2 separate regions of the Homo sapiens genome follow, and region 1 is linked to region 2. Evidence: read pairs that join two places in POLR2A ChIA-PET (ENCODE). Cell type or tissue: PC-3. All regions are shown on one strand. Links, peaks and the distances in the headings refer to the core of each region. The heading gives the core; the rest is flanking DNA.

Region 1 (16,446 bases), core at 8,279-12,278, 52 kb before region 2:
TAAAGCAAGTCCTGAGTGACCTACAAAGAGACTTAGACTCCTACACATTAATAATGGGAGACTTTAACACCCCACTGTCAACATTAGACAGATCAACGAGAAAGAAAGTCAACAAGGATACCCAGGAATTGAGCTCAGCTCTGCACCAAGCGGACCTAATAGACATCTACAGAAGTCTCCACCCCAAATCAACAGAATATACATTTTTTTCAGCACCACACCACACCTATTCCAAAATTGACCACATAATTGGAAGTAAAGCTCTCCTCAGCAAATGTAAAAGAACAGAGATTATAACAAACTATCTCTCAGACCACAGTGCAATCAAACTAGAACTCAGGATTAAGAATCTCACTCAAAACCGCTCAACTACATGGAAACTGAACAACCTGCTCCTGAATGACTACTGGGTACATAACGAAATGAAGGCAGAAATAAAGATGTTCTTTGAAACCAACGAGAACAAAGACACAACATACCAGAATCTCTGGGACGCATTCAAAGCAGTGTGTAGAGGGAAATTTATAGCACTAAATGCCCACAAGAGAAAGCAGGAAAGATCCAAAATTGACACCCTAACATCACAATTAAAAGAACTAGAGAAGCAAGAGCAAACACATTCAAAAGCTAGCAGAAGGCAAGAAATAACTAAAATCAGAGCAGAACTGAAGGAAATAGAGACACAAAAAACCCTTCAAAAAATTAATGAATCCAGGAGCTGGTTTTTTGAAAGGATCAACAAAATTGATAGACCGCTAGCAAGACTAATAAAAAAAGATAGAAGAATCAAATAGATGCAATAAAAAATGATAAAGGGGATATCACCACCGATCCCACAGAAATACAAACTACCATCAGAGAATACTACAAACACCTCTACACAAATAAACTAGAAAATCTAGAAGAAATGGATAAATTCCTTGACACATATACTCTCCCAAGACTAAACCAGGAAGAAGTTGAATCTCCGAATAGACCAATAACAGGAGCTGAAATTGTGGCAATAATCAATAGCTTACCAACCAAAAAGAGTCCAGGACCAGATGGATTCACAGCCGAATTCTACCAGAGGTACAAGGAGGAACTGGTACCATTCCTTCTGAAACTATTCCAATCAATAGAAAAAGAGGGAATCCTCCCTAACTCATTTCATGAGGCCAGCATCATTCTGATACCAAAGCCAGGCAGACACACAACCAAAAAAGAGAATTTTAGACCAATATCCCTGATGAACATTGATGCAAAAATCCTCAATAAAATACTGGCAAAACGAATCCAGCAGCACATCAAAAAGCTTATCCACCATGATCAAGTGGGCTTCATCCCTGGGATGCAAGGTTGGTTCAATATATGCAAATCGATAAATGTAATCCAGCATATAAACAGAGCCAAAGACAAAAACCACATGATTATCTCAATAGATGCAGAAAAGGCCTTTGACAAAATTCAACAACCCTTCATGCTAAAAACTCTCAATAAATTAGGTATCGATGGGACGTATTTCAAAACAATAAGAGCTATCTATGACAAACCCACAGCCAATATCATACTGAATGGGAAAAAACTGGAAGCATTCCGTTTGAAAACCGGCACAAGACAGGGATGCCCTCTCTCACCACCCCTATTCAACATAGTGTTGGAAGTTCTGGCCAGGGCAATTAGGCAGGAGAAGGAAATAAAGGGTATTCAATTAGGAAAAGAGGAAGTCAAATTGTCCCTGTTTGCAGATGACATGATTGTATATCTAGAAAACCCCATTGTCTCAGCCCAAAGTCTCCTTAAGCTGATAAGCAACTTCAGCAAAGTCTCAGGATACAAAATCAATGTGCAAAAATCACAAGCATTCCTATACACCAACAACAGACAAACAGAGAGCCAAATCATGAGTGAACTCCCATTCACAATTGCTTCAAAGAGAATAAAATACCTAGGAATCCAACTTACAAGGGATGTGAAGGACCTCTTCAAGGAGAACTACAAACCACTGCTCAAGAAAATAAAAGAGGATACAAACAAATGGAAGAACATTCCATGCTCATGGGTAGGAAGAATCAATATTGTGAAAATGGCCATACTGCCCAAGGTAATTTACAGATTCAATGCCATCCCCATCAAGCTACCAATGCCTTTCTTCACACAATTGGAAAAAACTACTTTAAAGTTCATATGGAACCAAAAAAGAGCCTGCATTGCCAAGTCAATCCTAAGCCAAAAGAACAAAGCTGGAGGCATCACACTACCTGACTTCTAACTATACTACAAGGCTACAGTAACCAAAACAGCATGGTACTGGTACCAAAACAGAGATACAGATCAATGGAACAGGACAGAGCCCTCAGAAATAACGCTGCATATCTACAACTATCTGATCTTTGACAAACCTCAGAAAAACAAGCAATGGGGAAAGGATTCCCTATTTAATCAATGGTGCTGGGAAAACTGGCTAGCCATATGTAGAAAGCTGAAACTGGATCCCTTCCTTACACCTTATACAAAAATCAATTCAAGATGGATTAAAGACTTAAGCGTTAGACCTAAAACCATAAAAACCCTAGAAGAAAACCTAGGCTTTACCATTCAGGACATAGGCATGGGCAAGGACTTCTTGTCTAAAACACCAAAAGCAATGGCAACAAAAGCCAAAATTGACAAATGGGATCTCATTAAACTAAAGAGCTTCTGCACAGCAAAAGAAACTACCATCAGAGTGAACAGGCAAGCTACAAAATGGGAGAAAATTTTTGCAACCTACTCATCTGACAAAGGGCTAATAGCCAGAATCTACAATGAACTCAAACAAATTTACAAGAAAAAAACAACCCCATCAAAAAGTGGGCGAAGGACATGAACAGACACTTCTCAAAAGAAGACATTTATGCAGCCAAAAAACATATGAAATAATGCTCATCATCACTGGCCATCAGAGAAATGCAAATCAAAACCACAATGAGATACCATCTCACACCAGTTAGAATGGCAATCATTAAAAAGTCAGGAAACAACAGGTGCTGGAGAGGATGTGGAGAAATAGGAACACTTTTACACTGTTGGTGGGACTGTAAACTAGTTCAACCATTGTGGAAGTCAGTGTGGTGATTCCTCAGGGATCTAGAACTAGAAATACCATTTGACCCAGCCATCCCATTACTGGGTATATACCCAAAGGACTATAAATCATGCTGCTATAAAGACACATGCACACGTATGTTTATTGCAGTACTATTCACAATAGCAAAGACTTGGAACCAACCCAAATGTCCAACAATGATAGACTGGATTAAGAAAATGTGGCACATATACACCATGGAATACTATGCAGCCATAAAAATGATGAGTTCATGTCCTTTGTAGGGACATGGATGAAATTGGAAATCATCATTCTCAGTAAACTATCGCAAGAACAAAAAACCAAACACCGCATTTTCTCACTCATAGGTGGGAATTGAACAATGAGGTCACATGGACACAGGAAGAGGAACATCACACTCTGGGGACTGTTGTGGGGTGGGGGGAGGGGGGAGGGATAGCACTGGGAGATATACCTAATGCTAGATGACGAGTTAGTGGGTGCAGCGCACCAGCATGGCACATGTATACGTATGTAACTAACCAGCACAATGTGCACATGTACCCTAAAACTTAAAGTATAATAAAAAAAAAAATTAAAAAAAAAAAAAGAAATGTAATCCCAGTGTTGGAGGTGGGGCTGGTGAAAAACGTATGGATCATGGGGAGGATTCCTCATGAATGGCTTAGTCCCATCGTCTTGGTGATGAGTGAGTTCATGTGAGATCCAGTTGTTTAAAAGTATACGGCACCTACCCTCCCTCTCTCTCTTGCTCCAGCTCTCACCATGTGAGTACTAACGCCTGCTTTGCCTAATGCTATGATTGAAAGTTTCCTGAGGCCCTCGCCAGAAGCTGAGCACATGCTGGTGCTGTGCTTCCTCTACAATCTGGAGAACCAAGAGTCAATCAAATTACTTTTTTTTAAATTACCCAGCCTCAGATATTTCTATATAGCAACACAAGAAAGGAAAATAATTCCCCTTCTGAGTAATTCCACTCCCGGGTATCTATCCAAAAGGATCAAAAGCAGGATCTCTAATAGATATTTGTACATTCACATTCATTGAAATGTCATTCGCAATAGCCAAAAGGTGAAAGCAACCCATTGTCCATCGATGGATGAATGGATAAACAAAATAAGGTATGTATACGTATATCTATATTATCTATACACACACAATAGAATATTTATTAGTCTTAGAATAGAAATCTTGTTACATGCAACAACATTGTTGAAACTTCAAGACATTATGCTAAACAAAATAAGCCATTCACAAAAAGTCACATATAAGTCTATGATTTTACTTACATAGGGTACCTAGAGTCACCAAATTTATATATAGAGAAAATAATAGTTCCCAGAGACTGGAGGGCAGTGGGGGATGGGGAGTTATTGTTTAATGGGTATAGAGTTTCAGTTTTACAGGAGGAAAAGAGTGCTGGAATTTGATTACACAACAATGTGAATGTACTTACTACTTAACTGTAACTGGTTAAGATGGTAAATTTTACTTTATGTGTATTTAACCACAAATGGGACACAGAAAATCAGAGCAGGAAAGATGAGATTTATTTCTTTGAGTACATAGCTGAAACCATAATCCATATCAGGTTGTAATTTTTATAGTCCCTGATACAAATAATTACATGAGTTGCACTGTCCGTAATATAAAAACAAGCTGCACAATTAGAAGAAGCACATTGCTGGTACTGAGACCAGAGAGAAGTTTCATCTTTGGGTGATTCTTCGAGAGAAACAGTGGTAAACATTTATGTTCAACATGATTTTTATAATGAGTAAAGCAAGGAGTTTCCAACACATGTTCTTTATTATATTTTGATGGCATAATGCCAAAATAAAATTCAGTGTAACAGAAAAATTTTTACTTTGACATTATGCCTTCAGAAAATAGTAATGAACATGTGTGTTGGAACGTTTTTGTTCTGTTCATTATAAATTATGCTTAGCTCCCTTCCCCACCTCCTCTTTCTAAAAATCTTCCCTGCTTGTCTACCAGGTCTTTGTCACACTATTTGGACTTTCAGACAGAGTATACTAAGGGAAGAAAGAGAGGTGGAATAGATTTCTCTACAAATGGAAAGTTTCAAAAGAAAGTAAGATCTAATAAGGAGGAGGAGTAAGGACAGAGTGAGACTGGTAGCTGTGATCAGTTTTAAGAGTTTTGTGGATGAAACAAAGACGAACAGCTATTTTGTTGGTGAAGAGTTAGGGGATGGAGGTAAGAAAAGTGTATCTTTAGGAATTCTTATGGCATGTTCTTTGGACTGATTCCAACTTCATCTTCATCCATGCCCTCATCTCACAGATCACTCCAAGAAAACCTTAATGAAAGAGTTTACCAGTGCTTGCAGAATAGGAATTGCATTTTTAAAATGAGATTTTGGGTTGAGATAGGACTTAAACTGGAAGCAAGAAGACCTGGATTTACTAGGTTAGATGATTACACATTAAAAAGCAGCTCTACAGGAGAACAAACTGTGGGATCTAGAGTTCTCTTTGCTAATAGCTAGCTTAATTCAGCAATCAATTTTAGAGTACAGCAGAAAAAGCTGGACATCAGATAATACTCTATAAATACTGTGTCTCTCAACAGGATTGTCAATAAGGAGTTAGATGAGTTAAGAGTTTTATATGCCCAGTAATATGCTTCCATGAAGCCATATCCATGTGACTAGTTAAGTGTGGAGTTAAAGTCAGACAACTTCTTATGCATAGTGAAGATTCTATCAAAAATGTGAGGTGGCAAACAATGATAAGGAAGTTGGTTAAAGATATACACCTAGTCAGGGCTAAGAGCTATCAGAAGAAACTTTTGAGGTCCACACAAGTGCAAATATAAAAGGACAGTTAAGATATCAACTTTCACTACTATGGACCATAGCCATGGATACTTTTAGCCTGGAAAAATTTTAAAGTATATCCAATCATATTTCTACCATGTTCATACCAAAAAAAATTCAGCAAACCAACTACAGCATATTTAGCAGCCTGATCTGTTCTATTATATCCACCAAGTTAGATGAATTGCCAACTTCATGCCTAAGTGACTGCATAAATTGGATTCTTATACAGGATTATTGACACTTTAAGTCATAGCAAAATTGCATTTAATTTTAGATTAGTTAATTTATATATCTTTAGGGTAATAATTTAAAGTTGGGCCAATTATTGGTTAAGGCCACCTTTTGGTTATTGACATATTATCTATCGCGAAGAGAATATTTATTTTCCATTTCAAACACCAAGGGGTTAAAAATGGGCAATAAGATAAAGAATTAAAAAAAGACTTCATAATATTAGTCTCAGTTTTCATACTTCCTTCACTTATAAATTCTGTTTTTTTATGATTTTAACATAAAACTTCATTATCATGTCAACCTATAAGTGCAGTCTCTATTGTCTCTAAAGTCATTTTTAACATCTGGCAAATATACTACATTTACTTAATGTTACAATATGTCATTCTTACATTTCTCACATGCTAATTTCTAAATAGTGTCTGCTATCAGAAGCTAAAGAACATTTAATACCAAAGTTGTTACTTTATAAAATCTGTCACTTTTCCAGAATAAAATGACAGTTTAATTTTGATTGACAACGCATAGGGAAATCAAATAAGAATACTATATGAGGGAAAAACAGAAGAACTAAAGTTAGTACAATTCCTGTAATTTAGTTATTATGACTGATAATAGTATAAAAAATTATGGCTATTTTCAGGAAAAAAAGTTTCTAAAGGAAATGAACTCTTGTGATATTCAGAATATCTTGGGATGTATTTGTTCTGAAAACCAAGCATCTACTCTGTAATTACCACATATAAGACGAGAAGTAGGAAGCTACAAAGAAGATATTAATTCCTGTGTTCATACAGGGGTTAATACATATATTTAAGTTCACTTCAATGCAAAGCAAATATTTATATGCTAGGAACAGAATGTTCCTTTCTGAAGTCCTAAGAGGAGTAGAACTTTTGTTAAGGAGCACAAATCTGATGCATATATTTAGCAGTACCAAAGAATTACAAAAGGCAACTTTCTATGCTAGTCTTCTTCTCTTTGATTTCCATTGATCTCATTTCTTCTTATTGGTAGGTTTTATCTTCTCCAGACTGGTGCTAGAGATTAGTGAGACAAAGAAGAAAGTTGGCTTATCTGCGTTGGAGTTAAATATTAGTCAGACTTTCCTAATTTCTTTGTTTTGATGGGCACTGGGTGTAACTTCTCAGGATGTTGAACTGAAGGTCAATGTAACACCTATGTCTTCTGTCCACCAGTGGAGACGTTGTGTTACTATTTTTGTGGACCTCTCACAAACCTCCATCTCCACTCCTACAGTGCTAATGCTGCCTCATTCTTCAGTGATCGTATTGTTTAGGCAAAATTCCTGATCTCTTAGACAAAATTACAAAGAATTAGCAATGTGACTTTGTATTTGGATAAATTACTCAACACATTTAACTGAGCTTAAGTACGCAGGTGCTCATAAATATGTGGCGGTGCCAGTGATTGGGCTTATTTTTGCCTTTCTCTGGAAGGTAATTTAAGACCTGATTTTAGGTTTCTGTTGCTCCCCAGGGGAAAAGACAGACTTATACATTCTTTTTTTTCTTTTAATAAAGATAATAAAGAGTTGGTTCTTTTTTATTAACATAAATTTTCTTTAAGTTCCCCCTGATTTTAACAGTCAGTGTTGATATTTTCTGTAGAGTAGCAGATTACCTGAATTTACTTTCCAATTAATATGTATAATTGTCACTATTTGCTTTAAAATATGTGTTTAAAAGTCACTTCGGTTCTGGGTGAATCTCATTGAATTTATAAATCATTGACTTGCATTCTAGTTGGCTTGATTGCATATTTGTCTTTTCATTAAGGAGACAAGTTTGCTAGATTTTTTTGTAAAGTTCTTACCATAATGACTATTACAATTAGATTGTTTTGTGTGTTCTAAAATGAAGGGATGGGTGATTAATGGAACTTAGAGGATATACTATTTATCCTTCTGGTTTGTTCCTCCAGAACTCCAGATTTTCTAAACATGTTTTGGAGAGCTATAGGTTTCTGAGTCTGTCAAAATAATCTTCCTAAAAACACCTGTATCTATGGAGTGCTATGATAAAAATTACTTGACTACAATGAATGGAATTATTTATTATAATTATTAGGCAATAGACTGAAAGTATTTAGATTAAAATAAGAAAATAGAAAATAAAATCCCCTTAATGTGGCATAAGCACTAACTGAAATATGGTATTATCTCCATACATACATATACATATGTGTATGTGTGTGTGTATATATACACACACATATATATACACATATATGTATGTTAAGAGTCAGGGTTGGCCAGGCGCAGTGGCTCATGCCTGTAATCCCAGCAGTTTGGGAGGCCAAGGCAGGTGGATCATTTCATGTCAGGCATTTGAGACCAGCCTGGCCAACATGGTAAAACCCTGTATCTACTATAAATACAAAAAAAAAAAAAAAAAAATTAGCCAAGTGGTAGTGGTGCACGTCTGTAATCCCAGCTACTCGGGAGGCTGAGGCAGGAGAATTGCTTGAGCCTGGGAGGCGGAGGTTGCAGTGAGCCGAGATGGCACCACTGCACTCCAGTATGAGTGACAGAGTGAGACCCTGTCTCAAAAATAAAAATAAAAATAAAAATAAAAATAAATTCAGGGTCTTGCTGTGTTGCCCAGGCTAGTCTCAAATTCCTGGCTTCAGGTGATCCTCCTGCTTTAGCAGCCTCAAACTCCTGGCTTCAAGTGATCCACCTGCCTTAGCTTCCCAAGCAGCTGAGGTTATAGACATAAGCCACTGCATCCAGCTCCCTACATTTTAATATTTTGTTCTTAAAAATATTAAATTTAACATTTTGTTTTTCTCCTTATTGTTAAAAATGGGGATGTCAGGGTACAAGAAAGAAACACATTTGTATAAGTAAATGATTCCCAAATATCAACTTTGAAATAGTTAAAAGTGAAAATGGCTATTGTTCCTCTTTTTGTAATTTCCTAGGGGATGTTTTGAATAATTAGCAATGACTTCAATTATTTACATTTCTTGAAACATTCTTTCCTTTATTTGAGGAGGAAAGATAAGCAAAATTTTTGATTTTTCAAAGCAAGCTTTTAGGTTTTTTTGTTACAACAAAAAGAAAATCACCAAAGAAAATATGTGGAAGAAAATTATATATATTCTTAATAGATAGAATGGAATGGAGATAGGAGTAATGAAGAAAGGAATGTAAGAGTACAAATGACAATAGTATTGTGTAATTGTTTTCCTATGCTTTCTTAAACTTCAAATGTGTTTTTCTTACTTCAGTAGTGCTCTTATAATGCCCACGCCTCTTCAAAATTTTTTTTAAATTATAAAATTAATAACATTTAGGTAAAGCTAATATTTTTACGTATTTGTTCATGCCATGTTTTTCTAAGCAAGTTTTAACCATTTTAGGTAAAATATTGTTTTCTCAAAAGCTATATTCTTTGAGCAGGATGTTAGAATAGAAGGTCCACCACTCATTTTCCCTCATAGCAGCAATAATTTCCCAGCCATCCATTGCAAAATGTACTGTTGTGGGAGCCTTGGAATTCAAGTAGGAGTTTGTGAAACCCCAGTGGAGCCCAAGACCTAGGAGGGTCATTTTGAGGGGGCGGATTCATACTTAGGCACCAGATTTACCTAAAGTGAGACAGGCTTGCCCACTTCAATCTTGATTGTGGACAACTTAATGACCCACTAAACCAGCTCCAGCTCCTCTCAGCTATGGTCTGAGATCAGTTCTGTTAACGCAAGGACCCAGAGGGAGACACACCCATCTGACTCCCTGGGTCAGACTTGCCAACCTTGGTCCCACAGCAGATCCTGAAACTGAATCCAAGCCCCAGACCCCCTCTGCTATGGTCAGAGAGCAGTTCTACCTGTTCAGGGATCTGGAGGGAAGCATAGCCATCCATGTTCCCACAGGCAGGCCAGCTAACTTAGGTTATACAGCAGATCCCGAAAAAACCAAGGAACTCAGCTATAGTTCATCTCAACTGTGGCTTGAGAGCAGTTCTGTCCATGAACGGACCTGAAAGGTCCATAGATGGTTCCAGTGTCCATCATTGCTCCTGTAAGCTGGCCTGCTTAACTTTGGTCCCACTGTGCATCTTCAAAAGTCCCTATAATTCAGCTCCAGTCCCTGTAAACTGTGGCATAAGAGCAGACTTACCTTCACAGTGACCTCCTAAGAGACATACCCCAGAGATAGGCTGAATGACTTTGGTCTCAGCTGTAGACCCTGAAGCAGCTCTGTGACCTGGTTCCAATCCCTCTCAGTTACAACCAAGGCAGTACTGCCTGCCCAGGGACCCACCCAGTGACATAGCAGAAGCCCTCCCAGGAACCTGGAGGAAGCCACATTTATCCATAAACCTGGTAACAGGCCCATTGTCTTCAGACTCAAAAGTGGACCCTCATCCCAGTACCAGCCCTACAGACCAAGGTCCTGAAGATAGTTCAGTCCACCTAGGGACCACATAGATAGGACCCATCCATGTCCACCAGAGCACTGCTAACAGGTCTGCCAACAACAGACCCCATTGCAGTCTCAGTAGCAGCCATGTGACCTGACTCCAGCCCCATACAACCGCAGTCCTAGAGGCAATCACATCACACCTGGAACCTAATAGGAGAAAGCCTTAACCTGCCAAAACATGTCTGTAAAGACTAGAAGAGGGTCTTGTTCCTTCAAATGGAGACTCCAGCAAACGAGTCTATGGATAACGAAGAACCAAGCAAACATGACACCACCAAAAGAAAGAAATAAAGTTCCAGCAACCAAGTCCAAAGAAATGGTGATCTATAAATTGCCTGAAATATAATTCAAAATAATCATCTTAATGAAGCTCAATGAGGTGCAAGAAAACACAGGCAACTGAATGAGATCAGAAAAGCAATGCACGAACACAATGAGAAGTTTAATAAAGATATAAAGCTGAAGAATACAAAGACAGAAGTAAAAAACTCAATAGAGAGCTTCAGCAGCAGACTCAATCATGGAGAAGAAAGAATTAAAAAGCTTGAAGACAGATCATTTGAAATTTGCCAATTCAAGGAACAAAAAGAATAAATATAAAAAGAGCCAGGTAAACAATAAGGGTCCTTTGGGGCACAATCAATCATATTAATATATTGCTTTTAATGGCAATTACTTTTACACCAACCCAATACAAATTATAGAGGCTCCAGAGGGAGAAGAGAACAAAAAAGGAGCAAAAATATTATTTAAAGGAATACTGTCTGAAAACTTTCTAAATCTTGGAGGAATATGTAAATCCAGATTCCTAAGCTCAAAGGAGTCTAAACAAGTTCAATCCAAAGAAAAATACTCTGAGGCATCTTGCAATCAAACATCAAAAGTTCTCATAGAGAGAATCTTGAAAGCAAAAAGAGATAAGAGACTGGTCACATCCAAGGGAACCTCCGTTAGGTTATCAGAGGACTTCTCAACAGAAACTTGCAATCCAGGAGGGAGTGAGATGTTATATTCAAGAGGCTGACATGAAATTAAAAAAAACCCAGAAACCTGGCAACCAAGCATACTATACTCAGCAAAGCTCTCCTTCAGAAATGAAGGAGAGGTAAAGACTTTCCTAGACAAAGCTGAGAGTGTTCATTACCATTATATTTGCCTCATCAAAAATGCCAAAGGAAGTTCTTCAAGTAAAAAGATGCTAATTAATAATATGAAAACATATAAAAGTTAAAAAGACTCAGTAAAGACAAATATATAGTCAAACTCAGATTACCTCAATACTGGAGTGGTGGTGTATAAATTACTTATATCTCTAATATAAAGATTAAAAGACAAAACTATTAAAAATAAGTATAGCTGTGATAATTTGTTAAGGAATACACAATATAAAAATATGTAAATTGTGATATCAAAAACCATAAAATATTTGTATGCGGGGAGTAAAAATGTAGTTTTTTATGTGATTGAAATTAAGTTATCAGCTTAATATAACCTGTTGTTAAAGATGTTTTATGAAGTGTCAGGAAAACAATACCCTTAAAACCTATAGCAGATACACAAAAGATAAAGGGACCAAAACATGCCGCTGCAAAAAATTATTGTAGCACAAAGGAAGATAGCAAGAGAGGAAGAAAAGAACAAAAGATCCACAAAACAATCTGAAAACAATTACTAAAATGGCAGTAGTAAGTCTGCATCTATCAATAATTACCTTGAATGTAAATACATTAAATTATCTGATGAAAAGACAAAGTGGCTAAATAAATAAAAGAATAAGACCCTATTCTGTGCTGCCTACAAGAGACTCACTTCAGCTTTAAGGACACACATAGACTGAAAGTGAAGGGATGGGAAAAGATATTCCATGCAAACGGAAATGAAGACGTCAGGGGTAGCTTTACTTATATCAGAAAAAATAGACCTTAAGTCAAAAAATGTTAAAGTAGACAAAGAAGGTCACTATATAATGATAAAGGGGTTAATTCATCAAAAGCATATTACACTTGTAAATGTATAATATATGCACAGTATTGAAGCACCTAAACATAGAAAGCAAATATTAATAGATCTGGAGGGAGAGATAGACAGCAATACAATAATAGTAGGGGACTGTAATACGCCACTTTCAACAATGGATAGATCATCCAGACAGAAAATAAATAAGAAACACTGGACTTGAACTACACTTTAGGTGAAATGGACCTAACAGATATATAGAGAACTTTCTATCTAGCAGCATGAGAATATGTATTTCTTTTCAAGCACACACCAAATAATCTCCACGATAAATCATACAGCAGGCCAGAAAACAAGTCTTAACAAATTTAAAAAGACTAAAATTGTATGCAGTATCTTTACTGACCACAATAGTATAAAACTAGGAAACAGTAATAGAAAGAAATTTGGAAAGTTGGCAGATTTGTAGAAATTAAACATACTTCTGAACAACCAATGAGTGAAGGAAGAAATAAAAAGAAAAATAAAAGAGTCTTGAGACAAATGAAAATAGAAACACAACATACAAAAAACTATAGGATATAGCCAAAGCAGTTCTGTGACAAAAGTTTATAGTAATAAATATGTACATTTAAGAAAAATCTCAAATAAATAACCTATGTTTCATCTCAAGAAACTAGAAAAAGAAGAACAAAAGAAGTCCAAAGTTAACAGAAAGAAGGAAATAATGAAGATCAGAGAAAAATAAATAAAATAATTGTTGGAAAAAAATAGAAAAGATAATTAAAATGAAGAGTTGGTTTTTTAAAAAAAAGACAAAATTGACAAGCCTTTAGCTAAACTAAGAAAAAAAGAGAAGGTTCAAACTTCTGTTGCCCACAAGAAAGGAAGCAAATTCAGAAAAGTGTTTGATAAGTTTTGATCTACAGGAAAGAATATTACCTAATAAAGTTTTTCTATTAACATAAAAATAAAACTTGGGATTTTTCCTCTTTCCATTAGGGATTCAAGTTTTTGAAATTAATCATTTAGTTAATAAAAATGTTTCCAGGCTAACTGTAAAGAAAAATTATTTTTCTTCTTAAAAGATAGGAAACTAAGACCAAGTAGAAATGTACCTTCATATAGTTCCTAGTTTCAAGATATTAGGCTTGATTGTTAGACAATTAGTGAGACTAATTTTGGACATGTACAGAACATTGTCTAAGGATTAGGAGTTCTGTGTTCAATTTATTCATATTCTGAACGTTGGTGAATCAGCAATTTTAAGACATACTGACTGTTTCTTAAACATTTGAATAAATTTGATGCATAAAACTAGGCACGTTAAGCATTTTTGCCTCTCTTCTAGTTAATTGTGAAGACGTTATTCACTTTGCCATTCTATAGCCTAGTAATAGTACCCCCATTCTATAGCAGGGGTAGCAAATTATAGCCCATGAGCTAAAAAAAAAAAAAAAAACTAGAGAGGAAAGCAAATGTTGTTGGAAAAAAAAAAAACAAGGAGCTGAAAATTATCATGGAGAAGAAGAAGGAGAAGAAATATATAAAATAACAGCGTATATATAAAATTACAACTCTAGTATTAAATAGCAGTTCAAAGAAGAATGGATGTAAGATCAAAAAAGAACGTGGAATTTGGATGTTTGAAAAAACTGAAACATGCAAACGCACAATGACAACAATTTTTAAATCCCTTTCCATCCTTCCCTGTTATGCCTCCAAGGTATTGCTACAGACACAATCTTTGGGGGAAAAAAAAAAACCTTACAGGAGCAAGGAGTTCACTGCAACCTATTTTCCCAATGTGATAATATTTTTTGCTTTTCTAAAAATAATCATGGTTGTTGAAAGCAAACTACTATTTAATTTGAATGCATAGCTTGAGATCCAAGGCTTATGTGATTTATTTTTTTTCTAGAATATGCTGAGCTTCACTTTATTTCTGGTGAATTAGGTACCTGGTTCAGCACATTCCTGAGAATGAGTTTTTCTTTGAGCACAATATGCTCCATTAGACTGGATATTCCATTAAAATGAATAGATTCTCTGCACTGAAATAGGCTACTCGAGCCCTCACATTGACTTATATCATACAAAAAGGACATTTTCCTGGAGTATTTTTGGAATCTAGCTACTCTAAGTTTACTGTCTTTTAAACCCACAGGAATGCCTAATGGTACAATGAAAGAGCAATTCATAGGCAGAGAGTTGTAAATCGAAACACATTGTACAAAAGAAAGGCTATTGGGAAAAATAATCGGTGATATCTATGTGTTTTGTTTCCAAATCTATCAACCAGAGATTGATCTGGTGAAATTTTAAATAGATTTTAGGATATAAATAGCATCCGCAATGTAGACTCTAAGCCTTGCTTGCCTCCAGTAGCTGAGGCTGTAGGTCCATCTGCAGAAGGACCCCAGAAGTACTTCATCACTTCTTAGTCTGATAGTTTTAATGAATAACAATAAAAGAACAAATAAACAGAACACACAAAAAAAACCGCATGGGACTTTTTCTCAAATGCAGCTAACTGACCCCCACCCCCACCACCTTCCATGATACCCTGTGGAGTCTCTCCTTGTTCATGCCTGGTTCTGTCATTGTGTGCCTGATACAATTGCTGAAGGGCTATAATCTAGTTTCCACCTCAAGAAACCTAGAGAGGACCCAAGTGAGGGTAAGGGCAAAATGAGCAGCTGAATAAGCACAACCCAGTTCCTGATTACTAGAGACAAAAATATGTACTACCATTTACATTTATGAGAAGGTGATTTCTGACTCAGCAAGTCAGAAGTCCTTTCATAAAGAAGATAAATAAATAGTCCTGGGTAGATCTTTAGGATGTAAGCTCTGATTAATGACAAGGTATGGGTAGGTGTTAAAGTTAATATGTTACAGTACAATGAGTGAGTAAACAGAAGATTTTAGAAAAGGCCATGGCACACGGTGTTTATAAACACACGTATTTTTTGAGGTCACACTGAGAAGTGTGAAGTTGATATTTAAAAAGCTGTATGGAAATCTCTATAACTAAACATAAGCATTTACATCTTTTGAAAGTAGTTATTAAACTAATAAACCTAATGCAACTAATAAAAAGGATAAAAAGGGAAAACAAAGCTACTTTATAAGTTAAAGGTTAGAAGTAAATATTTATACAATGAAAAATACTAAGGTATTCAAAAAACATGAGACTTTGTGGCAGGACTTTGGAGTCCGACAAACCTGTTTGAATTCCTGCTCTGCCATTCATTAGTATTATGGCTCTCAAGACCCCTGAAAGTTACTGAATTTTAATGAGGCTTAGTTTCTTTGTCTGTAAAATAAAGATAATACTGCCTGCATTATATGTGACGATGAAGCTTATATTAAATCAGGTGTAAAGTGTCATAGTACATGTACTATGTTAGTTCTCTTCTTTCTTAAGATTGTTGCTGAAAATTAAATTCCACAGAAAAATAATACAATGCCAATTAAAACCTTTTCATTTACTTATTTATTTAATCTGAAAACAGATATCTAAAAAATTTCACAATAGGTAATTCATTTTCTTCATAGCATTTATCACTGTCTAAGCTTACCATGTGTATTCGTTAGCCTTTGGTCAATTTGTGTGTCTTCCACCCTAGAATGTCCATGAAACTGCCTATTTCCTGCTAATCTCAGAGTCTGAAACAACTGGATATGTTGTCGTCGTAGAAAGAAGCACTATGTTGCGTTTATTGTATGCCAGGAGTTCAAAATATTAATTTGATTTTCATAATGACTAGATGAGGTGAATATGCCTATAGTCCTATTTTATAAAGGGGAAACTGAAGTAAAAAGAGGTGACATGTCCTATCTAAAGCCACACAGAAAACAGTATCC
Region 2 (16,446 bases), core at 7,217-11,216:
AATTGGTCTATTTATATGTATTTATATGTCACCATTTCTTCATGTAGCTTTGGCTGTAAATTTTAATGAAATGAGAATCGAATGAGGGAATACATGATGTGACTCTGCAGTAATTAGTGCAATAGAGATTTGACAATTATCCAGTTAATCTGATCAACAAAGACAGCCCAATTGGGTAGTTAATGTCTCAAAGTGGATTTATTTGGCCTAGTCAATCCAAATAGGCTATGCACATTAATTATATTAACAACACAGCTGCCAACATTATCCTCACTGTAGGACACATGGAAACAGCTCAAAAATAGGGGGTGATAAACCACACGAAAAACAAATATTGGATGATAGTGATAGCTTCTGAAAGAAGCAAAAAAGCAGGACTCAATTGTAACAAAAAAGAAAAAAAAAGCTGAAGTTATAAAAAATTAAAATAGCTCATTAGTACTTAATAATATAAGAAATAAAATGAGATAATAAGAAGAGATGGTGTAATCCTATGAAGACCATATCAACGTATCATCTTTTGTTTAAATGGATTAAAGATGATTTTAAAAACCTGACTTCTTTGACTTTTAACAACTCAAACATTGCACCTTTAATTTACTTGAGGTTTTTGAATGAAAATATGTCCAAGCCTTTGAGTGATCAATCTTTATTGATGATGGATCTAAATGTGGCTTATTGTCATAGTTAGAATATCTGCAAAATAAAATTATTTCTTAAAATAAGTGAAAAACTCAAAGATACAACCTCCAAACTACTATGTTAGATAATATGAATTTAAAGAATGTTTGTATAGTTCATCAACCTCACAGATTTTTTTTAAGATACACCAATTTGGCCTCAGAACAACTTTTCTTGCACGGAGTTTTTAATTAAGAAAATCCAGACGGAGAAAATAATGATTGCTAAGAGTATCAGTAGAGAGCATTCATTCCTCTCTGAGTACTGTCTTCTATGCCACCTTCCAAAATCCTAGAAAACTATAATGATGGACGGATAGACTTTGAATGTATGCTCTTATTTCATCAGAGATTCGTTATACTGAATTATTGAGTATCTGCAAAAATTAGAAATAAATGAAATGGAATCAGTCTTGTTTAAAATAAATTCCTTCTGTTGGAAAAGCAACTGTAATTGCAAGGTTGTTTTAGTTTCTGCTTGGTATAATATGACAGATGGTCAGTGGCAAGGAATGAGTTCCATCCCTAGCACCACAAAACCATGTTATTCATTGCTTTTGAGTTATTATGAAATGCAAATACTGACCCACATTAGCTTTATTGCTGGCCTGGAAAAACAACTTCCAACATTACCACAATACCACAGTTACAACAATTAGAGATGTTTCTTTAATTCTCTGGGGACCATTTATGGTCAATAGTTTTTAATCTTCAGTATTTCTTGTTAAGAAAAATATTACCTTAATTCAACCAAAGCTGAATGGCAAGTATTAGGATGTAAGAACTTGAAAACATCATCACATATTGTCCAGATTTGGGTTATTTTTCTAGCTGTACTGAAAATATTTAGGCACCATTCACTTCTTCCTAGAGAAAAGTTTAACATGTTTTCTAGAGAAGTAATATCTGTCTGATAGAACTTTCTGTGATGATAGAAATATTCCATAGCTATATTGTCCAATGTGGAAATCACTAAGCACTTGTAGCTACTGAACTGTTGAAATGTGGCCAGCAAAATTGAAGAACTTATTTTTAAAATTTTATATAATTGCAACTAGTTTGAATTTAAATAGTCACCTATGGCTAATGGCTACCATACTGGATAGTGCAGTTCTAGAGTCAATAACTAACTACTTGTTACTGTAAATTCACCTGCGTGGATTTTTTTTTTTTCCCAGGCATCTCCTAAAGTAAATCCTTTTTCATCTTGACCTTCAGGGACCAGACTCTTGGAGAAAGACTTGTCCTATCATGTGTGGGATGAGTAAGAACTATTCACATCATCTGGCATATTTAAAATACACGATATCCTAAATTCATGTCATAAGTCTACTAATTTATATTATAGTAAAAAAGGAAATTACAAAACATATTAAAATGCCCTATCAAAGAGTTTAAATTAAATTAAAATGGTCCATTTTATATGTCAAGATTGCCCCTGCCAGTGTTTCTTACTATCTTGGCTCTAAGCTCTTGCTCTGCCTGTCCTCACCCAGTATGTGGTTGGCATGACCCCTTTTTCTGAGGTTTTTGGGAGCCTGTACTTGGCTGGGGATTGTGTCAAGAGACCTGAGCTGTCTACACTCCTGGTGATAGGCCAGAGTTCTTCAGCTAAGGAGACACAGAGCATGAAGACTACTTGCCAACAGAAATCCCATGTCCCATTGTGTTTGATTTGTGAGCCAACTTGCAGCCTCATTTCTGAATTTCAACCCCACAAATGTAGTTTTTCAACAAAAATATTTTCAATTAAAATTGCTTTGACCTTGGACTTCCCTCAAAAAAGAGTCTTCTTGTTAAGAGATGTTCACAGTGTCAATAGAATGCAAGCTTATTAAACATTCAAAGAAGACTGTATTTGTCTGTTACAGTGCTGGAGGAGATAAAATGTTATTGATCCTAGCTTCTTAGTGGGCATTCTGTTCAGGGCTTTAGACACTGACAATAGTTAAAGGTAGAGTTGAAAGAAGTCCTTAGAAACCATGAAGCCAAATGTTGTTGTTCGAGAGATGGAGCCCTTCCTCAGAGGCCATCCAAACATTGTTCACATAAAAGTACATTAAAAAGTGCTTCCCATTCTTCCAGTTACTGAAAGGCTGAAGAAGCTGAATGTGGACTAATGCTGAAAGAAACCAGCAAATAAATAAAGATTACACAATTTAAGGACCATATTACTGAAGAAAAAAGGAGGGGATATATTTCATACTCTCCTCTCCCTATCACTGCCAGAATACAACAGGAAGCCTTAGACATAATTTAACAGGCTAACCAAAGCGAGCTAGAATGGTAACAGATTGCTGGACTTGCTAGGCTCCTATCATAAGAAGCTCAAAGTGCCAGGCATCAATCAAAGCTTTAGGCTTATTGGACTCTTATTTTGTTCTCATTTGGGAGCGTTACATCTCCTTCTGGGAACCAGAAGTTATAAACCTGCAGAGCCCAAAGCGCTGGCTGTGGGAAGCACAAATTCCCCAAGGCGACCACTGGGAGTGATGATAAGCAGGGTCACTTGCACCTGTTAGTTCTTGGGCCCAAGTATTATAAGTATATAAGGCAAAGCGTCATTTTATGGCTGTGGATTCAAAAAATATGCTGCATCCTGAGGGATTTAGCTCCATTTTCCCAGGGTGCCTTTTCCAAGCTGATGCCTCTCAAGCATCTTCAAAAGGCTATCGAATTGTTGTATCAGGCCGGCAGCATCTGGCTGGTAGGCTATGTGCTAATCCCAGTAAATGTCATGATCATATATTCACTGCCACACCATTTTTTGCTATAAGGTGAATCCCTGGGTTAGAGACCATGTTAGGCAGAATCCTGCCCCATGTTAGTAGGTCAGATACTGAGACTTCAGATGTTGGTGATGGATGACAGCATGAGAAAATTCTGCCACATAATGGTGACAGGAGAAATACATATGTCCCTCAAGTGATATACTAGGACATCTCTTTCCCTCGCACTAGTGTGGCTGTAAGTGGAGAAATATAGAAATTATGGCCTGATAAGAGAATGGCAGCCAGGGACTCAGATTTCTCAGGCAAGCTACCCAGAGCAGCATAAGTGCTGGAAAAAGGTGAAAGGAATCTAAAATGAATGGGTGAAAACAATGGTGAGTATCAGTTATGACCTGTGAACCAGATGCAACAATGAGGGCTCTGTTTCATTCCACTTAACCTTTTCTTATAAGTTTCCTACAAACTGTAACCAACCAAAATCCTGGAGAAGCTATGTTGAGGTGAAACAAACTTAATTTGAAACTTAAATGGATCTCAGTGGTCCAAGCAGTCATCAATGGTGGAGGTTTTTCCCCACGCAGATGTTTACTACAGGCCAGTGCCCACATTACCCAGCTGCTGTGTGGCTGATGATCATAGCTACTCCCTTCTCTGGAGAATCACCTTTGGCCTAACAGGAACTTTCTCAGCCAAAAGTCTATATACTCTCCTACCCCAACAGGCCAATAGCTGCTTGACAGAGATGGGGAGACTGACTGCTTTTCCTCAAGAGAGGGTTAACATGTGGTGCAATTTGTCTGGCAGAGGTTCCCTACGGGATCAGGAAGCTTGTGTGTATTGGTCACATGTTCACGGACTGGCGTGGCCCAAGGATCATTGCTCATAAGTCCACAGATCCCATGTTAAGAACTTATGTATTATAAGTTAACAAAACAAAGCAGGCTCTATTCATTAATTCAACATATATTTGTTGAGTGTGTCCTACTTATCAGTCCCTCTTCTGGGGCTGAGGAAGCAGCCTTGAGTGAAGAAATAGTTATTGCCCTCATAGAAGTTAAACCAATAAAAAATATATAATACTGCAGATTATGATAAAATTCTTAAATAAAAATAAGTAGCAAAGGAAATAGGTCCTCACTGATAAAGTGGTATTTGAGTAGAAATGTAACAGAGACAAGGAAACCAATCTTAGTGCTGTGTGGGCAATGAGCATTCTGGGCAGCAGCAGCATGAAGGGCAAATGCCCTGAAAACAAAACCTATGCTTGAGGAACAAGAGGAAGTCAGTGTGTCTGGACATGAGTTATTAAGAGGAAGAATGAGAAGAAAATTAGCGAGATACCACAGGGCTGGATTATGGCTCCTTGGCCCCTGAAAGAATTTATGTTTTATTTCAAGTAATATAGAAAACCATTAGAGGTTTTGAACAGCAGCAAGACATTAGCTAACTGATATTTGGAAAGGATCATTTTGGTTGTTGTATGAAAAATAGACTTAAAAAATATAAGGATGATTGTTTCCACCATGTCACCATTTAGCTTCTCGGTCTGTTCCCTGTAGAAAACTGGTAGGTCAGGCAAATGACAGTAGATCATGGCAAATGCAACCAAGTAGAAGCACTAACTGAAGCTGTTGTGTGCGGTATGTAATATCTTTACTAGAGAAGAACAACACAATATCTGGCATGTGGTATGAGGCTATTAATCCACGAATGTGTTCTTTTCAATATTTGTCATAAATGTGGATCAAAAGCAGTTTGTATTCATCTGGCATGGACGTTAATATACAATCATGGTCCTGTTCCAGGGATATTTTGCAAAACAGATAGGAGGTAGACTCAAATGTCCAGTGGTTGTCAAATATCAGAACAGTCCATTGTATTTATGATATCATCAGGTATAATGAGGTCTAATGAGCAGGAAGGGCCAATAATCTGAATGCTTTGTTAGGATATCTGTGTCCCAGAGAGTAGGAAATAAAACGAACGTATCTTCAGGAGCTGGACAAATCAGTGAAATTTTTAGAAATTCTGTAGTCTACTGCATGCTAGTGCATTTCTTCCAGAGTTAAGACCAAATTTTGCATTTTACTTTACTATCAAGAAGGACCCAGGCTGTTTGGTAGAACTCTTTGAATTTTAAACACAGCATAAACCACATTTTGGAATGATGCCTCTTTAACAGATGACTCAGAAAGCTGCAGTTCTGAGTGGGGCCTAGAATGATAGAAGGTTCTGCAGCAATATCAGCTGCAATACAAGCACCCTTGATGCCACAGCAATAATAAATGGCAATACTACTAGAGGTACCATGATAAATAAAAATGCAATGTGGGCTCTCTGTCAAATCTGAATGGAGAACTGCAGTGAAAACCCTAGTGTTCTGGATCAAGGCCATACTATTGCAGCATAGTTCTTTCACCATTTGGAAAGCAGCTCCTAACAAGCTACCTGGCCATAGTAAGACTAAAGGCCTTTGTATGGACATCAGTTGACCATATGACTGGAACTATCCCTCATGAGCTTAATAACACATGTTATATTGTCCAGTAGGCAGAGCAGCAATTTATTGAACAATGGAACTAACTCATTATAAGAAAGTAGGGTTGCTGCTACTTGGGAGAGCAAGAAATATTTTGAAATTTGCGGAAATCCACTGTTGCATATTTTCGTTTACCCACACCCAGGTTTAACTTCAAATAAGTGATTACAGCAACTACAGCATGATAAGGTTCAAAGGTCAGAGACACTTCACCAGCAAGCCACTTAGACTAACAGAAGTGATCATCAAGAATGAAGGATATTTGGAATGAGTCAGAAGAAGGATATGATGAATCAGTTATAACTTTGCAGCTGCAAGTAGTGAGAGCCCATTCGGCTAATCAATGTCTTTTAAGTTTCTCCTCAGAAACGGTGGCCAATCATCATCTATACAAATCCATGACAGGATGAAATGAGTTCATGTGGATCTGGGTGGCTCAAAGGATGGACGACAGCAGGTGCTGTGAGTATTCCACCAAAATCCCTTTGGGTCCCTCTCACTGGTTCAGTACACATCTCCTTTGGCTTCTGGGTGCTTTTGTTTCTAAAGTCCCACTACTGCAATTCTCTTTGGAAAACTTCCCTTTGGCTTCTTGGACAGTTTACCTGCATGTAAAGAGAATCAAAATGGCTGGGAGTTTTTCTCACCCTGAATGACCCTGAGCCAATGAATGGCAAATACTGGAGGATGAAAGCCTTGCTCCCTTGCCTCAAGAGGGGACAAAGTGAAGTGCATTTTACATTCCAGAATCCCTATGCAGGAGCAGGGAAATTCTGACTTCTTTCTCTTCCCTGGGCTGCCTTTCTTACTCCTTGGATGTCTTGTCCTAGGAATATTCTCATAGTGAGTCATTGCAAAAAAATTATCATCTCAGGATCTGCTGTGATAAACCTGACCTAAGACAGATTCCTATTACACATTTTGTGGGAAATTTGATTACCATTTTGAGTCTGGAATTTATGGCAGAGATTTGAGCTAAAAATATCTTGATAGCTGTTGGGCTATTGATTATATATAAAGTTATGAGGCTAAATGAGATCGCCCAAGGAGTGAGTGTATATAAATAACATGCTTCAGGACATAAGAAGGTCTCAGACTTTCTTATCTTCTCCCTTGAATAATTAAACTAAATTTATACCCATTTCCTCAACTTTGGTCTCAGGACAGACCTTAACTCAGGGTCTCTGAAAGTCCTCAAATTAGTCCACCTCATTTCTAGTTATTTCCTAATTATATATCCTACTTTACTTCATCAACCTACCAAACTTACCCTCTAAAGGTATATAGTCTGAAGGGATAGATGATTTATAGGTCCATTGTGTTAGCAAACCAAAATGGATCTCTCAATAAATCAGAACATTAAACACCTGTTCAGAGGTGCAAACACTTGGCTCAGGTTTTCAGCTGAAAAGAATTCTCAGTACATTTTATACATAAGAAACACTTTCACCTTGACCTTGCTGGAAAGTACTTTGGGATCTTAAAGGCAAGTCTGGAAAAATATGGAGAGATGAAGATTTACAGAAGTAAAATTAAAGTATATATTGGATCAGAAGAAAACACCTATTTAAAATGCTGTGAACCATAGAATACCTTGTACACAGTACGTCATCAAAAAATATTTGTTGAGTAAATTGTACTGAAATTGTACTGACTATCCCATGCATCTTTATTTATTGCAGAATTAACTGGTGTGCACATTTTATAAACTTTACCTTGAAATTTTGTAAGATATTTTAAGGTAGAGACTAACTGAAGAATTGAAATGACTCTCTGTCATGTAAATGAAGTCTAGTGAATGTAATAGGAAATGATGGAAACTAACTGAAATATCATTTTGTTAAGCTAGTGGCTTTTGAATTTCTTCTCATAAACAGATTAGATTTTGTGAGCTGCTTCCTACACACACCAAAAAGCAAAGGATTTTATTTAAAAGAAAATTCTGTTGACTTGAATTGGAAGTACAAGCCGTTCTTTCCTTTTGACAGTTGGCTTTTGAAAGGTTTTTCTTGGGAGATACATATTACACTGTTGCTAGTTAAATGTAATGATCCTTTACCCTAGAAGAAATAAAAGGCAAGATTTGGCTGACTTTTCTTCTTGAGGAACCTATTTGTGAGTAATATGTGTGTTAAAAAGCAGTAACAAGCACTAATATAAAAAAGTATTAAAAACTTAAGTGATGGATAATTGAAAGCTGCCTTTTTCACATCCAAGATATTTTGATAATCTCACATATACTATAGTAAACCTATATAACTTATCTGTAGCTTTTGGATCAACTGTAACGTATCCAAGGCACACCAACCTTACTTGAATTAAAAAAGAAGAGAAAGAAAGAGAGAATCATAGGTGTAACTGTCTTATATTTACTAAGACAAACTAGAAATATAAATTAATAAAAAAGTAAATTTTGCAAGGACCATAAAATTCAAAGTATAATTGCTGTTGAATAATATATGGTACAAAGATCCAGAGGTAAAAACTTAGGAGATATAATTTTTGATGTTCACGAGCAATTGCACATTTATTATTTATCCCATGTTTGGAATTTTTTACTTTCACAGTAGCAAGATCATGTTTATAAGACACAGTCCTGAATGGCAAAAATAATAATGTTCCATTTCATACATACTCATTAAGAAAAGTCTCAAGGACCTTGATGGGTTCTAGATCAATTTCTCTGTTTCTAAGCCAGATGACACTTCAGTGACTGCTGTTGAGCACCAAGACTCTCATGAACTTCCCTGGTAGGTGACACTTCTTCACATGAGCTGTCAAACTCATTGAGCTTGACAGTCTCACATAGATTGAGATTGTATGACCTTTATGACTAGACTGAAGATAATGCATTCTATTATTTAAAGTTCCATCTCAAAAACCCTTACAAAGTATTTTATATAACTTCTTCCTTATGATCTATGTTTTCTAGCTTCCATGGCTTGGACTTATAACCCTTTAAACAGCCTTCCCTGACAGTTGATCAATTCACACCCATTCTTCAAGTGCCTTTTTACATACTATGCTTCTAAGAAATTTTCTCTGCTGCTACCCTGTCCCAATTAGATGGAAGTGATGGCTCTCCGAATTCCCATAGCTTCTGTCTATACTTCTTTTTTAGGTAGCATATTAGGGGTTCCATTCACCACACCCAGGTTCAGTGACTTTCTGAGAGAACTCAGGACAGAATATACCCATGCTTATGGCTGTGATTTATTTGTATCCTTGTATCCAAAGGATACAAGGCAAATCAGCAAAGGGAAAAGGCACAGGGAGTGATGGAGTGAAGTCCAGAGGAAACCAGGAGCAAGCTTCCAGAAATTCATCCCAGCAGGGTGTGCTGGGATGTGCTCAATGAGTTTGACGACACATATGAAGAAGTGTTGCCACCAGGGGAGCTCGTAAGAGCCTCAGTGCTCAAAGTTTTTACTGGGGGCTGAGGGTGTAGGCAACCACATGTACCAAGACTCCAGACTCCCACAAGGAAGGCATGTGCTTAGGATAGCTGTGTTGTTTGCAGTTCAGGCACAGTGAATCATCCTTAACAGGTAGGGTGAAGCACTACTTATGGAATCTAAGTTTCCAGATGTCAGCCAAGGGCTAATCTTGCCACAGGCTATTCTCAGGATAGGAGTCTCATGCCTGTTATGTGAACTCTTCTGTGCACTGTTAGTTACCCCGTTTCACTGTAAGCTCACTAAGGAATGGGGAAGGAAAGTTTTAAATTATTACTCCATAATTCCCAGTATAGAACAAGATTTCTGATATGTGACACTCAACTAATGTTGATGATGAGAAAGTCTGATTCATTAAAGAACTGCAAGAAATAGGCAGGAAAGCAGACTTAGAAATATAAAAGATAATCTTGCCATTCCATTCTAGATGGAGTCCTTTGTACTCTCTGTGATTTTCCTGTGTCTAAGGACAGGAGATGGCATAAGCAGATAAAAGGTAAGGAAGACACCCATTATGAGTAATACTATTACTGACATAAGACAATTTATTATTTATTGTTGAATATATGTATACATTTTATGGAAATAGGAATATGCATTTTTTAAGGAAATAACTTCAGATCACTAACATTTTCCTTAATCCTGTCCACTCTGCATTTTATTATTATTACACCTAGAAAACATTGCATATATTATAGACCATGTTCCAATTTATTGGCTGAAAAAGATATTTATTGAGCACTTGCTCGAAGCCATCACTGATAGAAAAATATTAAGAACCCCATAATAAAAATAGCTAATGCACAGGCCAAACACTGTTCTAAGCACCACTGCAAGAGGTAGATACTAATATATATGCTCCTTTTACAGACAAACTTACTAGGGATGTTAAATAACCTTCCTAAGAGTTACTCTGCTGTCCATCCAATCACTCCATTATACTGATTCTCATACACTAGAAATGCTCACAGTTTTCAACATAAGCAGTTATTTTGACAAAATTAAGGAAAAAATCTTGGTTCCAATGTTAAATTTTTCCTCTCCAATGCTTTACAAATTAAACAACTTAAGTATTTCTAGATTTGGCCACTTCATGATTGAAAAATTATGTAGTCAATGAATAGTTTTCCACTTATCAATTTAAGAAAAAGTAGTGAGGACTCAACAACATATTTAGCATTGTGACTCATTCTGAACATAAAAGGAAAGTTAAGTTGGTTTAAATAGGTAAACTCATGTGCACTGAAATCTGTTTATTCCTATCACTGGTTGATGGTTGAGTGTTTGTGGTACAATTTAAGTTATGTTTAAGAATAGAGTTTTTTTATTTCTCTCCAAATAGGATGCAGTTTTATAATTAATTGTCTCCCACACAGAAGTACAATTAATACATACCAGACCCTGAAGAAGAACTCATAGAAGGGAAACTAGACTGTGGATTTTTTTGATTTCTTAAAGCATTAAATACTAAAACATGATAAACGGGCTGGATTAAGTAAAACTCAAAGAGCAGTTTAGAAATGCAGATATAATTTCACCCCTAGATCATGAAACAGTATTTGGTGTGACAAAGGCGTTGTCAGTACTGTTTACAAGTTTTTTGGTCATTACTTATTCAACATTAGTATTCAAGTTGAGACAGATGACAGAGTTCTTTGGTTTAGGCAAATCTCTTCATTGTGAAACTAGGGTGATAGATACTTGAAAGGCATTGTTTTAATTTATAACCACTTCAGAAAACCTCCTTCAGGTGACTGATATTATCATCATCCTTATGTCATAAAAGAGGCAACTGTGTCTCGGGAAGGTAAAGTGAACATCTCAGGGTCATGTAAGTCGGAAGCGACACAGCGGTGACTTACACTCAGATCCTTACTCTCCAGAGTTAGTGCTCTTAACCAGTAGGGCACATTGCCTCTCAAATATCTCTGAAGGGACATAGATTTGAATGTAATTAGAAATGTTCACTACCAAGCACTGAGGTACAATTCTCTATGTGTCTGTCACATCTCTGCATGTCTTGCAAGCACACACATTGACTGATACTAGACTATCTTAAAGAATGTTAGTATAGTGGATGGTGTTGCAAGACAGAGATATGGTCTCCCTATGGAGGAATGGCAGGCATGCTTACTCTTATTAAAATATTAGGGTCTGCTCCTATAAACATCCCAGTGTGTGTGCAGATGTTATCTGACCATTGGCATTGTCCTGAAAAAACTGGGCTTTGGAAACCAGCATAAGATAATGTTGATACTGTGGTCACAATTTTTTTCTTAATGAGTTATAAAGCCTTTTGATTCTGAAAACAGAAGAGAAGAAAACAAAAACGTCTCTAAATTGGAAGTTGATCTACTTTCTTTAATGTCTGAAGATTATGACTATTTTGGGGATCCTCTTCAAAGAAAGTAATATAAAATTACTAATATAAAGTTAATTTCAGGAATGTGGAGGGGTCCTGGCAATTGAGAAGCCTTGAAATGGAATCTCTAATGGTGACAAATCCATCTTGCTTCTAATTATATTTTTGAAAGTCATTGTTTTCCATTTTGACAAATGACTCTAAATTACTTTTCACTTCCCAAGCACCAGGTGTATATATCACATGGCGACTCATTTTAAAGAATAGCTCTTACATTTTGTTTTTTCAGGCAACATAAAATCTAGAGTATGTCTCTCAAACGATAATCTTTTCAACACTCTGGGGTCCTACTTAGATTTATATACAGTCTAGGGAATATTTTGTTTTTTTTTTTTAATCCACTGACTCTACAACCTCTAAATATGGCCAAACTGATGTTTTTATCAAATTGATTTCTAAAACTTGCCTTGGTGACAAAAATAGTTAAATTCCCCCAGAGTTCAGCCCAAAGTCCAGAAAAATTAAATTCATAAGAATTATACCATGAATGTTGATATAGTTTCAACTTGGATATGTGGCAGATCTATGGTGTTTGAAATGAGAGAAAAAACATACTTTACATAATACTATGACAGTAGCAAATTGGCCAGACATGGTGGCTCACTCCTGTAATCCCAATACTTTGGGAGGCTGAGGAGGGTGGATCATGAGCTCAGGAGTTCTAGACTAGCCTGGTCAACATGGCGAAACCCCATCTCTACTAAAAATACAAAAATTAGCTGGGCATGGTGGTGGGCACCGGTAATCCCAGCTACTCAGGAGGCTGAGGCAGGAGAATCGCTTGAACCCAGAAGGCGGAGGTTGCAGTGAGCCAAGATCTCACCACTGCATACCAGCTGGGGCGACAGAGTAAGACTCTGTCTAAAAAGATAGATAGAAAGAAAGAAAGAAGGAAGGAAGGAAGGAAGGAAGGAAGGAAGGAAGGAAGGAAGGAAGGAAGGAAGGAAATTATCTCTTGCACACAGCATGGAAAAAGAAAAAATAGCCTACTTATTTTCTTGCGTAAAATCATGTCTTCTTATTACAGTAAAAGCTTAAAAGAGTTAAAACCATGAACAAATCACATTTGTGTTCTGCTCACAGATAACAATTATAGGTTAAACATTATAAACATTTATGTGAACTCATGAAGTGCAGAAGTCAACAAACAAGAAAATGAGTACTTCACCTACTTTTGAAATGTTACTTGATCGACTTGCAGATCGCCCTGGGGATTTTTCATTCTGAAAAATAAAATGGGAAACATTAATTAAAAGAAGGTATGGTACTTTCACCATACTGTACCACTGAGAAGAGAAACCACAGCACAAGGAAATCTGTGAATGCTCTCTATATTGTTTTGACTAATACACATATTAATTGCTTACACAGAATGCTTTTTTCTTTTATGAAATCATATTTCTCTAATATATATTAGTGTACTTTAAAAATGCTTCAATTAATATCTGAGTATTAATCAGGTTACAAGTATTTGTTTCCAGGAAATAATTATTTCTCCAGAAAAATTTTTGAAATTCTTCGGCACTAAAATTAGACAGTAAAACTGTAGTCTACCATTTCCCCTCTTGCCCTTGCAACTAGGAAAGTTTGAGTCAATTCTGGTTTTCAATATCATTAAATATTCTGTGCTGGGTATATGCTATATACATCCACCTCGTATTCTTCTAAACTGCATTTTATTTATTTTTTGTTATTTTACATACTCTGAAATTAAAACATTTACTTTTTAAAATTTAAGATGCTTCTGACTGTATATGTTTCAATTAAAACTTAAAACTTTTATAAATATTTATATCCTCAGTTCTTTCCTCTTAAAGAATTTTTTTATTTAGCAGAAAAGAGGCATGAAAAAAGCTTTTGAATAAATGTTTTTTAAAAGGTCATATAATTTTAAAGTAGAAATGGACCTTAAGTAGTTGGGCCCTCCCGTTTGAAGCCCAGAGACATTGTGTTCCTGAAAATTATATAGCTACTTTTTCTACTCTGCCAATTATGTGCTGATAGATGATCAACTGGAAAAATCAGAGTTTATAAGCATTATGCATTCTACATGTAGAAAGAGATCAAAGATCAAAGGACACCTCTACTTCTGTAGAGAAAATGTTGTTGGAACAATCAATTCTGAATACTAAAAGTTTATAAAGGATCTGACATAACATTGTCATTGAAATAATTTACCAATGTAAGAATTCCTTTTGTTTTTTTTTTAACTTCTGGACTCAGCCCCAAAGTGGGCCTGAGTAGGCAACTGCAATGCATCTTGACATAGGTCATTTTTGAGAACTAAGTTGTTATAACAACCCGTGGGGCTGAAATTGCCCATGATGACTACTTGAGACAGTTTTAGAGACACAGTGATGACAGGATATGGCAGATGTGTTATTGCAGAAAAACAGTGGCTGCATTCACTGCAAACTGTCACTGTGTCATGTGCAGGCTTACAGATATTCCAGCTGAACAGTACTTTTTCCTTTACATGCAACATCCATCTCATACAACCACTGATGTCACTGTGGAGCATGTTATTACAGACCGAGATGAGTCACAACGATACGGTTAGTTACAGCTCATAACAGCCCCATGCTCCAGCTGGAGATTAATGTATATGCTACCACAGACATTTTTCCCTGATTAGCTCCACTGGTGATGGAGGGAGGCACTTTTCTACTGACGTCTCAACTCCTCTTCTAGAGACTAGAAAACAAAATCAATCCATCTTTCCTTCTCAGTGAAATTTAGGATTTTGACACATTATTGTGTAGGACAGAGTCACATAATATAATAGGCTTTGGGAGAGACTGGTAGCAGTGGTTATTTTGTTATGTTTTCTATATTTACATGACATTTGAGAACATGATTAAGAACTAGAATTGAAAGGTGCTGCCACAGGAATCACGCAAAATAAGAAATTTAATTTTGCATAGGATTACTTAATTTTTCACACTGAATGGGACTTTATGGTGTTTTGAGATAAAACAAGAAAGGCCAGATTCACTTTACAATGTGTGAGTTCACCACACAGTTATAATAAGAATATTATTTCCACACTCTCTACCAGCATCTGCCAATCTAATGGGGGAAAAGCATCTGATTGATTATTTAATACTTCAAAGGATCTTTTAACTTGAAATGGATTGGCTTTATTTTCTCCCAATATAAGGTCAGGCATTGAAATAAACAAACTTAGGCAAAGGTTAACCTTTTTGCCACGGCTACGTTCTCTATTGTTTCTACACCAGTACATGGAAGAGGAAAGTGCATCAGAAAAGTTAACACGTGGTAGGACAGTGGTGTACGCTATGCTGTGCTGGCAGTGATGTAAACTGAGAGACTGCCTTGCAATGAGAACTCTAGTGATGTGCTAATTCTGGCAGGAGTACATTGTTTGACATTCCTGGACTTCAATTTCCTCATTGTAAAATTGGGGAGATAATATCTTGGAAATCTGTGTAAGGAACAAATGAGTTATAAATGAAAACATTTTATAAATTGTGAAGTTATGATATTTCCATTATAATTCACAGGTATAAGAAACACTGAAAGAGCTTTCTTTAAAAATCATGGTGATCATCATAGGTCACTATACAATTTTTTTTTTTACATAAACATCTTATTTTCTATATCTTGCAATTCTGCCTTTGATTCTGGCACATAAAATTTAAAAATTAAAAATTAAATCATTCTCTGCCCAGGGGGATTAAGAAAATTGGTTTGCCTTGCTTTTGAAGCAAAGCACCAGAAACATTTCCTCTCTTGGAAAACGTCCAAAGCAATCTGTCCAATTTGCTACTAATTAATTGGGTGGCTTGTCCCATTACTATTGCAATGTCATACTCTTCTTTGAAGATTAGTCAATATGGTTGTCATACCTCATTACAATCAGTTTAACTACTTTACCTTAGATTAAAAATAAGCTGTCTCAGAATCTCAGAATCTAACATAACTTACTGGCACCCAAATTATAGTGACCTTGTAGGTCAATAAAAGTTGGAAGCAACAAGAGTTCCTAACAAGTCTGCGTGGAATGGAGAGGATCATTAAGCAGTAATGTTGGATTTCAGCATGTCATTCATAGTATACAGACAGGGAGAGAGACTTCCAGTTTCCTAAGTTTTATTGAAAATATTTTCAAGAAGTTTCTAATTTTTGGTTTGCTATGAATGTGTCTGATATTAATAGTTCTGTTTTGTGACTATTATCGTTTTTCAAAGTTGATCCTACTAAACATGGTTGGATTCTTTTTACTAGCAAGGAAAAATGATTACCAAATGAGAAAATCATTACCAAGTTTTGTTTTAACGAATTTTTAATGTTAGAGTCTAAGGAAAGTGACACAGTTCCTTTAAAACGAAGTGGTCTGTCCTAACAATACACAACATGACTGGACATGTGTGAATCTAGGTATAAACTTTCTGTATACTATGTCATTGACTGAGGGACATAATAAAGCTTAAAAAAGTTTTTTTTTAATGTAATATGAAAAAAAAATAAATATTTCTGCAAAAAAAAACACACTAAGACATTCTTACAGAGACCACTAATCTGATATTCTGCAATTTTATTTCCCCCCTTTTTTCAGGTTAAAAATCCCAAGTATTTGAAAGGAGAAACTAAGGTA

Evidence for each region. ChIA-PET counts read pairs that join two places held together with the same protein. Peaks named below come from ENCODE experiments on the same cell type or tissue, not always from the same donor. Only the 100,000 strongest peaks of a DNase experiment are listed, where the experiment ranks them.
Region 1: POLR2A ChIA-PET joins it to region 2 with 6 read pairs; 3 of 35 experiments call an interaction of 5 or more read pairs at or near these places.

What each region holds. Positions count from the first base shown.
Region 1 is chr4:163,634,592-163,651,037 of GRCh38, forward strand. The region is part of intron 5 of MARCHF1 (membrane associated ring-CH-type finger 1); the gene reads right to left. Among named protein-coding and RNA genes, the nearest start is that of TMA16, 150 kb to the left of the region's middle. In PC-3, for the core only: no CTCF peak of the experiment used is centred there; no DNase peak of the experiment used is centred there.
Region 2 is chr4:163,687,813-163,704,258 of GRCh38, forward strand. MARCHF1 (membrane associated ring-CH-type finger 1) reads right to left here. Exons shown (of 10, transcript NM_001394959.1): 5 at 13,001-13,051. It overlaps LOC107986325 (a long non-coding RNA gene), which reads left to right. Exons shown (of 3, transcript XR_001741915.3): 2 at 6,318-6,413; 3 at 9,834-9,902. Among named protein-coding and RNA genes, the nearest start is that of TMA16, 200 kb to the left of the region's middle. RefSeq lists an enhancer at 5,741-6,940. In PC-3, for the core only: no CTCF peak of the experiment used is centred there; a DNase peak (open chromatin) is centred at 9,509; H3K27ac peaks cover 716 bases.